Regions from separate parts of the Homo sapiens genome. Here regions 2 and 3 are each linked to region 1. Evidence: chromatin contacts called from ENCODE Hi-C or POLR2A ChIA-PET data. All regions are on one chromosome and are shown on one strand. The core of a region is the stretch at or near the end of the contact, and the rest is flanking DNA. Distances in the headings are between cores, read along the strand shown. Region 1 holds the start of ZBTB32 (zinc finger and BTB domain containing 32). Region 2 holds the start of ALKBH6 (alkB homolog 6). Region 3 holds the start of LSR (lipolysis stimulated lipoprotein receptor).

The links. A loop is a pair of places that touch in the nucleus more often than their neighbours do. ChIA-PET counts read pairs that join two places held with the same protein, here RNA polymerase II (POLR2A). Pooled maps may share reads with other maps.
Region 2: a loop to region 1 is called in a pooled map, with 6 times the contacts of the local background. The contact joins the promoter of ALKBH6 here to the promoter of ZBTB32 in region 1. A Hi-C loop is called at or near these places in 1 of 168 maps with a recorded cell type or tissue (naive thymus-derived CD4-positive, alpha-beta T cell), 3 of 37 single-sample maps with no recorded cell type and 12 of 50 pooled maps. POLR2A ChIA-PET finds 5 or more read pairs at or near these places in 2 of 52 experiments (CD4-positive, alpha-beta T cell and HEK293).
Region 3: a pooled map shows a loop between it and region 1 (4-fold over the local background). The contact joins the promoter of LSR here to the promoter of ZBTB32 in region 1. A Hi-C loop is called at or near these places in 1 of 168 maps with a recorded cell type or tissue (PC-9), 5 of 37 single-sample maps with no recorded cell type and 8 of 50 pooled maps. POLR2A ChIA-PET finds 5 or more read pairs at or near these places in 1 of 52 experiments (WTC11).

Annotation. Positions count from the first base shown.
Region 1 is chr19:35,701,940-35,706,197 of GRCh38, reverse strand. ZBTB32 (zinc finger and BTB domain containing 32) reads right to left here and starts at 1,640. Exons shown (of 7, transcript NM_014383.3): 1 at 1,575-1,640. RefSeq lists an enhancer at 3,861-4,100.
Region 2 is chr19:36,010,949-36,015,625 of GRCh38, reverse strand. It overlaps ALKBH6 (alkB homolog 6), which reads left to right and starts at 1,413. Exons shown (of 7, transcript NM_032878.5): 1 at 1,413-1,451; 2 at 2,204-2,282; 3 at 2,537-2,605; 4 at 4,162-4,222; 5 at 4,581-4,677. The coding sequence starts at 2,229. CLIP3 (CAP-Gly domain containing linker protein 3) reads left to right here. Exons shown (of 14, transcript NM_015526.3): 14 at 1-966. LOC101927572 (a long non-coding RNA gene) reads right to left here and starts at 1,124. Exons shown (of 4, transcript NR_170988.1): 1 at 1,040-1,124. RefSeq lists an enhancer at 924-1,023.
Region 3 is chr19:35,245,760-35,250,267 of GRCh38, reverse strand. LSR (lipolysis stimulated lipoprotein receptor) reads right to left here and starts at 1,266. Exons shown (of 10, transcript NM_205834.4): 1 at 1,137-1,266. The coding sequence starts at 1,245. RefSeq lists silencers at 1,103-1,172, 1,583-1,662 and enhancers at 775-1,576, 1,577-2,379, 2,513-2,682.

The DNA.
Region 1 (4,258 bases), core at 391-2,890:
GGAGTGCAATGGCACGATCTCGGCTCACCGCAACCTCCGCCTCCCAGGTACAAGCGATTCTCCTGCCTCAGCCTCCCTAGTAGCTGGGATTACAGGCATGTGCCACCACGCCCAGCTAATTTTGTATTTTTAGTAGAGATGGGGTTTCTCCATGTTGGTCATGCTGGTCTCAAACTTCTGACCTCAGGTAATCCGCCCGCCTTGGCCTCTCAAAGTGCTGGGATTATAGATGTGAGCCCCCACGCCTGGCCCTGCTTTTTTTTTTTTTTAATTAATTTTTTTTTTTTGAGACAGAGCATTGCTCTGTTGCCCAGGCTGGAGTGCAGTGGTGCGATCTCTGCTCACTGCAACCTCCGCCTCGTGGGTTCAAGGGATTCTCCTGCCTCAGACTCCTGAGTAGCTGGGATTACAGGCACCTGCCACCACACCTGGCTAATTTTTGTATTTTTAGTAGAGACAGGGTTTCACCATGTTGGTCAGGCTGGTCTCGAGCTCCTGACCTGGTGATCCACCCACCTCAGCCTCCCAAAGTGCTGGGATTACAGGTGTGAGCCACCACGCCTGGCCACCCAATCCCAGTTCTGTACAGAGCCACCACAAGGCAATAATACTTCATCCAGCGCAAACAGCTCGGCTGGGATTCAGAATCCTTCTCCCTAGAATCTCCAGAGGATTACTGGCCTAACCTCTTGGCCACATCATCCAACCTGGACTCCATACTGGGAAATCTGCCAAGAACATCTCAACCTGGAGTCCAGAACATTCACTCCCAGCCCAGGCTGGCTCCAAAGACCCCAGGAAACCTTCATGTGCACACTAGTTTCATCTCTTGGCCAGTGACTTCCTACATAACTTTTTTTTTCTTTTCATTTTTTTTCTTGAGACAGGGTCTCATTCTGTCGCCCAGGCTGGAGTGCAATGGCGTGATCTCAGCTCACTGCAACGTTCATCTCCTGAGTTCAATGAGTTCAAGCGATTCTCCTGCCTCAGCTTTCTGAGTAGCTGGGATTACGGACGTGTGCCACCACGCCCAGGTAATTTTTTTTAGAAACCCCGTAGAGACAGGGTTTCTCCATGTTGGCCAGGCTGGTCTCAAACTCCTGACCTCAAATGATCCACCTGCCTCAGCCTCCCAAAGTGCTGGGATTACAGGCGTGAGCCACCGCGCCCAGCCCCTGCATAACCTTTGGAGATCCACAGGCCTCTCCTTTCAGTCACCGGATCCAGGCTCAGTCCAGAGACCCTTGATAAGCTCTCATTGTCCGGAGGCCATACCTCATGCAGAGTTAAGGACCTCCAACTTCCCCACAACACCCTTCCTACTCAGGCTGGCCTCGGGGGCCGTGGACCAACTCAGAGAGCAAGCTGGCTTAGCCTCTGCCAAACCTAGGCCTAAAGGTGGCCAGGAGGCTGCATTTCCAGCCTCTCAAAGGCAGAGGAAAGCCCCAAGGGCTAAAGCCCTCAACCCGCACTTCCCAATCATCAACGAGGTCCAGTCAAGCCCCCATACCCCAGATTTGCCTGGGCCGGGCCCAAGCCCAAGAAAGTAAAGTAAGAAAAACTATGGCACTCACCGGCCCAGACCCTGTTCCTCCTTCCCTTTCAGCCTCACATACACCCAGGACGGCTTAAGGCCGAGTGACCGTTAAAAGTGGGGAATGGAGCGAGGCCAGGGACGCAACGCTCCCGCACGTGGTCACCCCTGGATCCTGAGGCGGACGCTGATTGGCTGCAGCGCGGGCCGCATTCTCCCGCTCAGGCCAGCTGAGCACGCTGGGCAGCCTGGGAGGCACCTAGGACAGCGCCACTCCCGCGCGTCTGCCTCGGACCCGCAGCTGATTGGCTGTGAAGGGGCAGAGCCTTGAGTCTCATTGGTCCATAGGCTTCAGGCCTCTTAGGCTGAGATTTCATTGATTTCCAGCCGGGCCCCAGCGTTGATCTGCTGTGGAGTCTGCCTTTTCCCACTCTCTCCACGAAGAGACTGGACCCTGATTCTCCTTCACCTGAACAGCCCTGGAGGCTCCCTCAGCAAGTGCTCAGGAGTACTACTGTCCTTTTTTTTTTTTTTTTTTTTGAGACAGAGTCTCGCTCTGTCGCCCAGGCTGGAGTGCAGTGGCGCGATCTCTGCTCACTGCAAGCTCCGACTCCCGGGCTCACACCATTCTCCTGCCTTAGCCTCCCAAGTAGCTGGGACTACAGGCGCCCGCCATCACGCCCGGCTAATTTTTTGTACATTTAGTAGAGATGGGGTTTCACCATGTTAGCCAGGATGGTCTCGATCTCCTGACCTCGTGATCCACTCGCCTCGGCCTCCCAAAGTGCTGGGATTACAGGCGTGAGCCACCACGCCCGGCTTTTTAAAAAATTATTATTTCATTTTTATTTTATGAACGGGGTCTCCCTCTGTTGCCGGTGCTGGGGTGCAATGGTGCAATCATAGCTCACTGCAGCCTCGAACTCCTGGGCTCAAGCAATCCTTCCACCTGGGCCTCCCAAAATTCTGGAACTACAGCCGTGAGACACCGTGCCTGACCTGCCTTTCTTGCTTCTATTTTGCCACCCTAAGTAGCTCCCATTTGCAAACCCTGTCACCTTTCTCTCAACCCTTTACCATCTGTGAGGTGTGTAGGGGGTGTGTAGGCTGCCGCCACACCTGATTGGCTGGGAGGCCCGTAAGAGCAAGCCAAGGCCAGGCACGGTGGCTCATGCCCGTAATCCCAGGGCTTTGAGAGGTCCAGGTGGTAGTAGGATCGCTTGAGCCCAGGAGGTCGAGGCTGCAGTGAGCTATGATCACACCACTGCACTGCAGCCTGGGCGACACAGTGAGGCCCTGTCTCTAATAAATAAATAAAAATAAAATAAAAGAGCCAGCCAGGCAGGGCACGGTGGCTCACGCCTGAAAACCCAGCACTTTGGGAGGCCGAGGAGGGCGGATCACCTGGGGTCAGGAGTTCGAGATCAGCATGACCAACATGGTGAAACCCCGTCTCTACTAAAAATACAAAAATTAGCTGAGCGTGGTGGCGGGCGCCTGTAATTCCAGCTACTCGGCAGGCTGAGGCAGGGGAATCGCTTGAACCCCGGGAGGCGGAGATTGCAGGGAGCCTATATCGCGCCACTGCACTCCAGCCTGGGAGACAGAGCGAGACGGCGTCTCAAAAAAAAAAAGAGCCAGCCAGGCTTCGGTGCCTGTGAACAGCTCCCTTTTCTCTCTTGTCCCACTCCACCACGATTGCTGGCACAGCTCACTCTGCCTCGCCTGGAAGCCTGGAAGTGTACAGGGACAGGAAAGACACAAGAGGGGGGCAGTGCCTTGCCCCGTGATTGGCAGCGTGACACTTGCACTTCCAATTCCCACTGCCACCTCGACTGTATGCTCAGCCAGGAGTAACTGCGCGCGGACGTGTCAGCACTCCCACCTCCAACCATACCGCAGAGGGAACGGCCGATTGCGCTGCCCCAACATTAACTGGCCCGGGGGTTAGACTCCCTCCAGCAGGGTTTCCCCCTGGGCAGGGCTTCGGGGCTAACAAGCTGCGAGCTCGCCCCTCGCCAGTCTCCCGAGGTGCTTGTCTGCGGGGCTTCTGGCCCGGCCCCCGCGGCGGTTGCACCGCTGATTGGCTGGCTCCGCTCCTTTCTAAGTGGCTTAGCCTGGGATTCGTTCTCAAGCATAGCCAATGAGACGCCAGGGCGCCTCAAGCAGGCGGGCATGACTCCACCGCTGTCGCTTCTGATTGGCCCTAAGGCTCGTCTTCGCTTTAGATTGACCAGAGAGCAGCGGGGCGGGAGCTTAGTTGAGCAGTTTCAGGCTGCGATGCGAGTTCGGTACCTTCCCGCTGCGCGGAGTGTTGTTGTGCGCGTCCTTCGCAGCCGCTCGCTGAGGAGCTGGAGTGGGGAGGAATGGGGGTGGTCAGGAGACAGGAGAGCACCTCGCGGAAGAGCCTGGGACAACAACCGGAGCTGTAGGTCCTGACCGAGACAGCCTGAGGCGTCCCTGGCCCCGATAGGGAGCGAAACCGCTAAAATGGGGGAAGGGGCCGGACGTGGTGGCTCACGCCTGTAATCCCAGCACTTTGGGAGGCTAAGGCGGGCAGATCACCTGAGGTCAGGAGTTCGAGACCAGCCTGACCAATATGGTGAAACCCCGTCTCTACTAAAAATACAAAAATTAGCCGGGCGTGGTGGGGGATGCCTGTAACCCCAGCTACTCGGGAGGCCCAGGCAGGTGAATTGCTTGAACCCGAGAGGCGGAAGTTAC
Region 2 (4,677 bases), core at 164-2,663, 310 kb before region 1:
CTCAATCAGAGACTTCCTTCATTAACAAAGACCCTTGTTCTTATCCCTCAAGAAGAAACCCACCATAACCAGCCCACTGTCACCCCTAATTTACAGACACCAAAACAGTCCTGGAAGTGCTAATTACAGGACCCCCCAAGTCTTCCTACCCTCTGCACCCTCAAGAAACCCCCAGTGCCTTGTATGAAGCCCACCCCACATGGCCCACAGCTCCTGTGCTGGCCAGACTCCCAGAAAATTCTCTATTTTTTAAGTAACGACTTCCCCCTTTGGGGGACCCCAAAATTTGGAGGCCCCATTCTAGGACTCTGGGGATCCCAAACCCTAGAGTACACACGTCCCAAACTCCCCTGTGCCCTCAAGTCCTACAGCCCCTAGAAGACCCCAATGCCGTAACTCCTAGGACCCCCAAATCATGGAATCCCAAATCCCCAGGGAATCCCAAATTTGAAAATCCAATCCCAAGTCCCCAGGAAACCCAATCATGAGGTCCTTGTGCCTGGTATGGAGGAGACTGCAGTCAGGATATGCATTCCAGGCTCCCAGACACCTCAAGCCCTATTCACAGGCACCAGGAAACCCCACACAGGAATTCCCATCCCTGGAAACTGGAGAATTTCAATGCCCCGAGTCCATGGGTTTCAAGACACCAAATTCCAAGAGCCCCAGCCCTAAGGGAACCCCAAATCCTAAAGCCTCCATCTCTAATAAATGGAAGGCCCCAAGGCCCTGAGGGGATCTCAAATCCTGGAACCCCGATTTCAATCTACGTTCTAGTCACTGGCCTCAAAGGACCCCACAGCACCTGGGCCAGACCAACAGCTCGAGGGAGAACCTGAAGGCCCAGGGGGTCCAGGGCGGACCTGGGGCCCCGACCACCAAGGACAGCTCACGACTGCCCCTTCACTGCATGTCCCCAAACTCAGCATGACTCCTGTCCTCTTCAATAAAGACGTTTCTATGGCCTCTCTGTGTCGGGTCATTGGGGGTTTCCCTTGCTGGGAGAAGACGGGAAAGGAAGTGCTTCCTTCAGTCTCACCTCCCTGCGGCGTGGGCAGGTGATGGCGCTGGCCGCGGGAAGTCCTTCTAGCAGCCTCTCATGTCTTCCCGCGGCTGTCACGGCTGCCGCCCCCGTCCCACCCATCGGGGTCCACTCCGCCAATGGCCAGGTTCAGTTCCTAAGTTCTGAGTGGCCAGTGCCAGACGACGATGCCCCGCCCACGCCCTCCTGCCAATGGCTCAGAGGCCAGGAGGCGCGGCCTATCCTTAGGCGAGCATGAAGGGGGCGGGCGAATACTGAGTGAGAGCGCCGATTGGGTGGAAGGCGGGCCCTTGAAGCCTCTGGGAGCTCCCATTGGCCTGCGGACTCTGCGTCTGTAATGTGGGGCGGAAATGGCTGGGAGGGGGATGGGGATGTTGAATTTGGAAATTGGAGGGGACGCTGGTGGACGGTCAGTTTTGGGGAGTGCTGGGGGTAGAGATGGATGTCAATAGGGCTGAAAGTGGGGATCCGGGGGAGCCCAGAGTAGGAGTCCGAGGAGGCTCAGAGCTTGGAGTCCTAAAAGGCTCGGAGTCGGGGATCTGAATGGTTCAGGGAGGGAAGAAGATTTGGGAGTCAGCCTCAGAGCTAAAGATCTCAGGGTGCTGGAGTGAAGGGGCGCTCAGGAGGGGAAATCCGAGGGGCGTCCAAATGGGGGGATCCGAGGAGGCTGAGGGTGGACATGTCTGAGGAGGCTCAGATTGGGGTCACAGGAGTGCACAGAATGGGATTCGGTGGGGGGCGGGGGTCGCTGAGTGTTGATAGCCGGGCTCACAGTTGCAGGTCTGAAGCGGGGTCTCAAGGTGTTTAAAGGGGCTCTGGAGTGCAGCCCTGGGGGCTATGTGTAGAGCTTTTGAGAAAGGCTCCCTGTGTGTGGGGCCAGAGAATGTTCTCTGTGGGAGGATTGAGAAGGCATATGTGTAGTTGGATGGGCCCTTAGTGGACAGAGTAATGGGGGATTATTCTTGGGGCTCATTGTGTCCGGGCATGGAACGTAGGGGCTCTCTGTGTGGCTTGTAAGATGCTGAAGACTCAGATTTTAGAGACCAAGTGCGTTTCAGAAGAGGGCTGAGGTGAGGCCTGGCCTGTGATGGGGTGGAATGCTGCATCATGGTGTTAGGGCGGGAGGCCTAGTGACTTCAGTATGTCCTCCCCTCCCTACAGGATTGGGTGCAAGGAGTTGGTGTTGATGGAGGAGCAGGACGCCAGAGTCCCAGCCCTGGAACCGTTCAGAGTGGAGCAGGTTGTCAGAACTCAGGGTGCAGAGGGTGAAGGAGGCAGGCTGATTCCTGAGTTCTTGGGTTGGGACTGCCCCCTTCCACCAAATTCATTCTTACTGTCAGAGTCCATTCTGGAATGGCACTGGTCCCTTGACTTTAGACCCTGACCTGTCTGAGGACATCCTGAGCCTGTCTCCAGGCATAGGGGTTGCTCTGTGATGATATGTCCTCTGTGTGGGTTGAAGGGCCACACCTTCAGGGGGTCTTTCTATCCTAGGCACCACCTGTAATCTACTATGTCCCTGACTTCATCTCCAAAGAAGAGGAGGAGTATTTGCTTCGACAGGTGACCTCAGTGCCCTACTGGTCTGTTTTCCCACTCTTCCCATATTCCTCCCCAATGTCCATCCTCTGTATGAGAGCCCCCAAGGCTGCAGTGAAGACCCCGACAGAAGGAACAAGGAAGTTACAGAGCTCATACTCCCTCTACTGAGATAGCCCAATCCTGCTAGCTTAGAGAATAGGGGGTTATAAACATAGGCTGAGATAGCCCAGTTCAGATCATTGAGACTGGGGAGTAAAGAATTTTGTATTCAGATTTCTGTGCTGAGATAGCCCAGTAAACTCTTTCCTGTGCTAAAATAGCCCAGCATAGACCCAGAGCACAATAAGGTTACCAAATACAGACCATCTACGCTGAGATGGCCCAGTCTGCATTCTGTTCTTAAGGTTTGGGGAAAGAAGAATTTTCAAAGCTCAGAGTTCCTGCCCTTTGCAGCCCCAGTGCCTAAGTTACAGAGCACAGATCTTCCCTGTGTTGGAGTAACCCACTGATCTTGAGTCCAGGAAAAAATTAGCTACAGAACACAGACTTTTTTGCTGAGATAGCCCATTCCAGACCTTTGCGTTCTTGGCATTGAAAAATCTACATATTATAGAATTCCTGGGCTGAAATAGCCCAGTACAGCTCCATAACCATGAAGGGAATGAGTAGATTATCAACTAGAGCTAGACTTGTTGGACTGAGATAGCCCATTCTAGATCATTAGGATCTTGGCAGTGGAAGATTTTCAAAGTACTTTCTTTGCTGTGCTGAGATAGCCCAGCTTTGCATACTCCCTCCCCCAGGCAATAGGAACAAGTCGGTTGCAGAACTCAAACTGTCCTCAGAGAGCCCAGGAATCAGGAATTTTTGTTTGTTTGTTTTTTGAGACAATCTTGCTCTGTCGCCCAGGCTGGACTGCAGTGGCGTGATCTCGGTTCACTGTAGCCTCCGCCTCCTGGGTTCAACTGATTCTTGTGTTTCAGTCTCCTGAGTAGCTTGGATTGCAGGCGTGTGACACCACACCGCCTCCCAGGTTCAAGCGATTCTCCTGTCTCATCCTCCCAAGTAGCTGGGATTACAGGTGCATGCCACCATGCCCAGCTAAGTTTTGTATTTTTAGTAGAGACGGGGTTTCCCCATGTTGGCCAGGCTGGTCTCGAGCTCCTGACCTCAAGTGATCTGCCCGCCTCGGCCTCCCAAAGTGCTGGGATTACAGGCATGAGCAACCAGGTTTGGCACGGAATCAGGAAATTAGAATGCAGACTATTTGCTGGGCTGAAAGAGCCCTGTCCAGCCCCAGAACTCTGAGTAGATTGTGAGACCCACAACTCTCAGACCACGGTTGTGCAGCCCTGATTCCTAAATCCTGGTAGACACAGGTGGGCTTTGGGGCCAAAGGCGTTCCCAGGAAAAAAGGCAAACCACAAAATCCTAGGAACCCACCGCCCCAGGGAATGGTCCCACAGACACAGATGACCCATTTCCATCCCGGAGGTAAAGGCCCCTATGTTGGTCTAGGTGGGAGGATCATAGAGGGGTGATCCTGAGAAAGGAGTGACCCCCTTCCCACCTCTTAGGTTTTTAATGCCCCAAAGCCAAAGTGGACCCAGCTCTCTGGGAGAAAGTTACAGAACTGGGGTAAGTATCCCTGGCTGGGGGCAGGAGTGATTCTGGGATGTAGGCTGGGGCAGGGGACTCAGGTCCAATAGACTTAAGACATCAGAGGGTCCCTGACAGCTCAAGGGGCCCCAAGAGCCAGGAGGATTCTGAAGGGGTCAGTGGAGGTCCTGAGGGATTAGGGATTTCCTGATGAGTTGGGAGTATCTGAAAGGGACCTGTGGTCTGGAGAAGTGAGGAAACCTCTGAAGGACCCAGTGGCTATCTCCAAACGGTCAGGGGTCCCTGAGAGGATCAGGGTGCTTCCAGCCACTGTGGAATCCCTAATGGGGGATCTATTGCTATAGGGGGGCCCTCAGGACCCCATTGCCTTCCCCAGGTGGGCTTCCTCATCCCCGAGGGATGGTTCCTGAGCGGCTGCCCCCATGGCTCCAGCGCTACGTGGACAAAGTGTCAAACCTCAGCCTCTTTGGAGG
Region 3 (4,508 bases), core at 17-2,516, 460 kb after region 1:
GTGCTTCAACAGGAACGCCACCTGTCACCAGCTTGACACTCGCAAGTATGTGGTTTACAGAGTGCCTGGCACACATTGTTCCTTAATTGCCAGGACCAGTGAGGTAGCCACGATAATCATGCCCATTTTATAGACCCGTGGGGCTGAAGTGGCAGGTGCACGGTGACACGGCCAGTTTCCTTGGACTCGCCCGCCATCCCTCTTCCCAGCCTGTGGCCTCTGAACCACACCAGTCCCCTCTTCCCTTTGCCATTCACCCACAACAAGGGGCCTCTGTGTGGCCTGGGCAGGCAAGCCCAGATGGCCATGTTGATGCCCCCAGCGCCCAAGGCCCCACTTCAAAACCGACTACGAAGGATTCCAGGTTACCCGGGGCCTTTTGAATTTGGAGGGAAAACCATGGAGTTGTTTGCCTGAACTGCTTTGCCATGGAGGGACTAAAGCCCCCACAATATCTCCATCAGCCTCCCACCACCTCACCCTACTCTAAAGTCATTTCAAATGACTGAACCAAAAGTGTCTCGGGAAAGACCTCATCACCACCCAAATATCCCATCCAGGTGAAAGCCTGCCAGCAGAAGTCGGTTTCAAGTCCGTAAATCCATCCCACCAGACTCTTACGCACGTATAATCCGGAGCCCGCGGGAGGTGGGTGGGGTGCGGGGGATGGGGAGTCCCCAGTCCCACACCCACCCGAGGCCTAGGCATTGTTCCTTCGTCTCTGTCCCTCTAGGAAGCGTCTGATCCAGCCCTCCCGTGCCCTCTCCCCGTTACTCCAAAACTTAGAAATCCCCGGGTGCGCCCAAGTCCCATCCCGGCTTTTCTTTTCCCAGAGATCGGGCGGTCTTCCACTCCCTCCCCACAAAGAGTTCCATTCTCCCTGCCGCTCCGGGTCTCACCGTCCAGGGAGTTTCACTTCCTGCTATCTTCCAGATAAGGGCGCGGGGAGCGCTCCCCGGCACAAATGGGGAATTCCTCTCACTCCCGCGCGCAACAGATCGCCCAAGACCCAGGGGATCGGAAGGTCCCAGCCTCTGAGACCCCCGCTTCCCGCTTCCCGCCGCCTCCAACTCCATCCATCCCCCTCTACAGTTCCCTCCGGCGTTCCGCAGCGTCAGAGGCCCCGTGCCCCGTACCTGTGCACCAGGTGCTAAGCAGAAGCCACACGAAGACGACCGCGTCCCGGCCTGCGGCGGCCGGGTGGGAGCCCAGCCCTCTGGAGAGCCCGCCGGCCAACAGCGCCATCGCGGCCGTCTGGGCGCGTCTGGCCCGCGCGTCCCTTCCAAAGTACCTTAGGGGGCGCGGCGCGCACCAAGGCCAGGAGGGGTGCACGCTCCTCCCCTTCCCACTTCCGTTCCTTGTCCCTACTCCAAGTCCGTCCTGTTGCATTCTGGAAGTTTTAATGAGCGTAAACGACGTGGACAAAGGGCATGCTTTCAGATATGGGGGAGAAAGGTGCTTGACCCGCCGCGGTCCTCCGAGCCACACTCCACCCGCTGCGCGCTCCGGTGAATGGTTCGGCCCAGGTACACAAGGGTGGGAGCCGAGGGCTGGGCTTAGGGGTGAGCGGCGGGGAGGGGTTCCTCTGCCTCCCTCCCCGGAAGTGGGCTGACCCAGGTGCGCTCCGTCCCCCAGGGCCCGAACCAAGTGACTGGCCCGCTGGGAGGGCGCCTGCGGACCACAGGTCCCTTCCGGCCCCCATCTGCTCCGGCCAAACCAAGCGCACCGAGATCCATGCAACCGAGACCCACTTGGAGCGATTCACCTGTTGAGATAGGGCGGGTCCCGCCGCGCACCTGTTCCCTCCCTGCCCAAACCCCTCTCCCCGGCTGGCGATGGACCCGCCTAGGTGCGCCCTGCCGGGAGGAGCGAGTCTAAGCAAAGTCCTGGCTGGGAGAGGCTTGTTGGTGGCGCCTGACTTCTCCACTTCCACTGGGGTTCCTCCGGACCGGGTGGAGGGGGGGCGCTTCGGGCCTCCTGTGTCTCCCAGTTAGATGACCTGAGGAACCCTCTAAAGTCCCCGGAAGGGAAGCTCTGCCCCCTCAGGGATGCCCAAGGGGAATCAGGGCCAGGAAAAGTTGGAATTCCACTTCGGAAGTTTTCGCCACCTCCCCCACCCGTTCCCAACTTGTGGTTCGGCCCCTGGGCATCCCTAGCCCCCGGGTCAGCCCTCCGGAAATTCTGGCTCTTAAAGGGGCCGAGCGAAGGCGCGGGGCTTGGGACCGGTTTCCGCTTAGGAATTCCCGGAACGAGCCACCTGCGACCGAGGGCGGGGGCGCGGCGCGGCGATCAGCCTGCGCAGCGCTGGGCGTGACTCTGCTGTCTCCAGGTGGCGGCGAGGGAAAGCGCATCCTGGGGGAACCCTGGGCGCTTCCTCGCGTTAGACTCCCCCAGGTTGCCAACTGGCCAGTGGCTGGTTTCGGTACCCAGGCGTGCTTTGTTCTACTGGCCCTGTTAAAACTCAAGCCAGATCACGTCCACCTGCTCACAGCCCTCCTGTGGCTCCTCCTCACTCTCAGCAGAAACTGACCTTCCCCCTCTTATCTCACCTCCTCCCACTCTCTCTGGCTTACTCAGCTTCGGACACCCTGGCCTCCTCGCTGTTTCCAACTATACTTCTCACAGTCCTCAGAGCCATCGCCCGTGCTACTCCCTCTGCCAGAACACCCTTCCCGCAGATGTCCACATGATCTTCCTCCTCCTGTAGGACACCATTGCAGTGACACCTTCCCTGGCCACTTTTTATAAAATTTCAACCCGTTCACGTCCCTTCATCGTTTAAAAAAATATTTTTATGATAAAATATGCAAACTATAATATTTATCGCTTTAACCACTTCAAGTGTAAAATTCAGTGGCATTAAGTATATTCACAATGTCGTGTACCAATCACCACTCTTTATCCCCGAAACTGTTTCATCATCCCCAACATAAACTCTGTGACCATTAAACAGTAACTCCCCATTCCCTGCTACCTGTGCCCCTAGTAATTTCTATTCTACTTTGCTTACCAAATTGCCCATTCTAGGTGCCTCATATAAGTGGAATCGTCTAACATTTGTCCTGTGTCTAGTTTATTTCACAAAGAATAATGTTTTCAAGGTCCATCCATGTTGTAGTATGTCGAAGCCATGTAGCATGCAGTAAGATCAAAATTTCTTTTTACAGCGGACTAGTGTACCATTGTATGTATATGCTACGTTTTATTTATCCATTCATTTGTGGATGGACCTAGGTTGTTTCTACCTTTTGACTATTGTAAATAGTGCAGCTGTGAACACTGGTGTACAAATATCTGCTTTCATTTCTTTTGAATATATGCCTAAGAATGGAATTGCTGGGTGACTTGGTAGTTCTATTTTTAACCTTTTGAGGAACTGCCAAACTGTTTTCCCCAATGACTGCACTATTGTACATTCCCACCAGCAATGCACGGAGGATTCCAATTTCTCCACATCCCCACCAAAACTTATTATCCATTTTCTTGATTATGGCCATCCTGGTTAGTGTGAAGTGGCATCTCATTGTGGTTGTAATCTGCATTTCCCCAATGACTAACGATGTTGAGCATATTTCCACGAATTTATTGTCCATTAGTATATCTTCTTTGGAGAAGTGTCTATTCAAGTACTTTGCCCATTTTTGAATTGGGTTGTTTGTTTTTTTGTTGTCAAGTTGTAGGAGTTCTATATATATTTTGAATATTAATCCCTTGTTAGATATATGATCTGCAAATATTTTCTTCCATTCTCCAGGTTTTTTCACTTTCTTGATAGTGTCCTTTGGTGCACAAAAGTTCTTAATTTGATGAAGTTCAATTTACCTACTATTTTTTCTTCCTTGTACTTTTGGTATCCTATTTATGCAGTTGTTGCCAAGTCCAATGTGATGAAGATTTTCAACAATATTTTCTTCTAAGAGTTTTATAGTTTTAACTCTTAAATTGAGTCTTTGAGCCACTTTATTTTATTTCATTTTATTTTTTGAGACTGAGTCTCACTTTGTCGCCCAGGTTGGAGTGCAGTGGTGTGATCTCCGCTTACTGCAACCTCCACCTGCCGGGTTCAACCGATTCTCATGCCTCAGCCTCCCGAGTATTTGGGATTACAGGTGCATGCCACCACACTGGGTTAATTTTTGTATTTTTAGAAGAGATGGGGTTTCACCATGTTGGCCAGGCTGGTCTCGAACTCCTGACCTCAAGTAATCTACCTGCCTTGGCTTCCCAAAGTGCTCACATAGGTGTGAGCCACTGCACCCGGCCTGGGCCATTTTAATTTTAGTATGTGGTAGAAGGGTCCAACTTCATTTTTTTGCATATGGATATTCAGTTTTCCCTCTACCATTTGTTGAAAACACTGTCCTTTTCCCATTAAGTGGTCTTGGCTTCCTTGTCAAAAATCAATTAATCATATATGTGAGGGTTTGTTTCTCGGTTCTGTATTCTATTTCATTGATCTATACGCCTATCCTTATGCAAGTACCATATGTTTTAATTACTATAGCTCT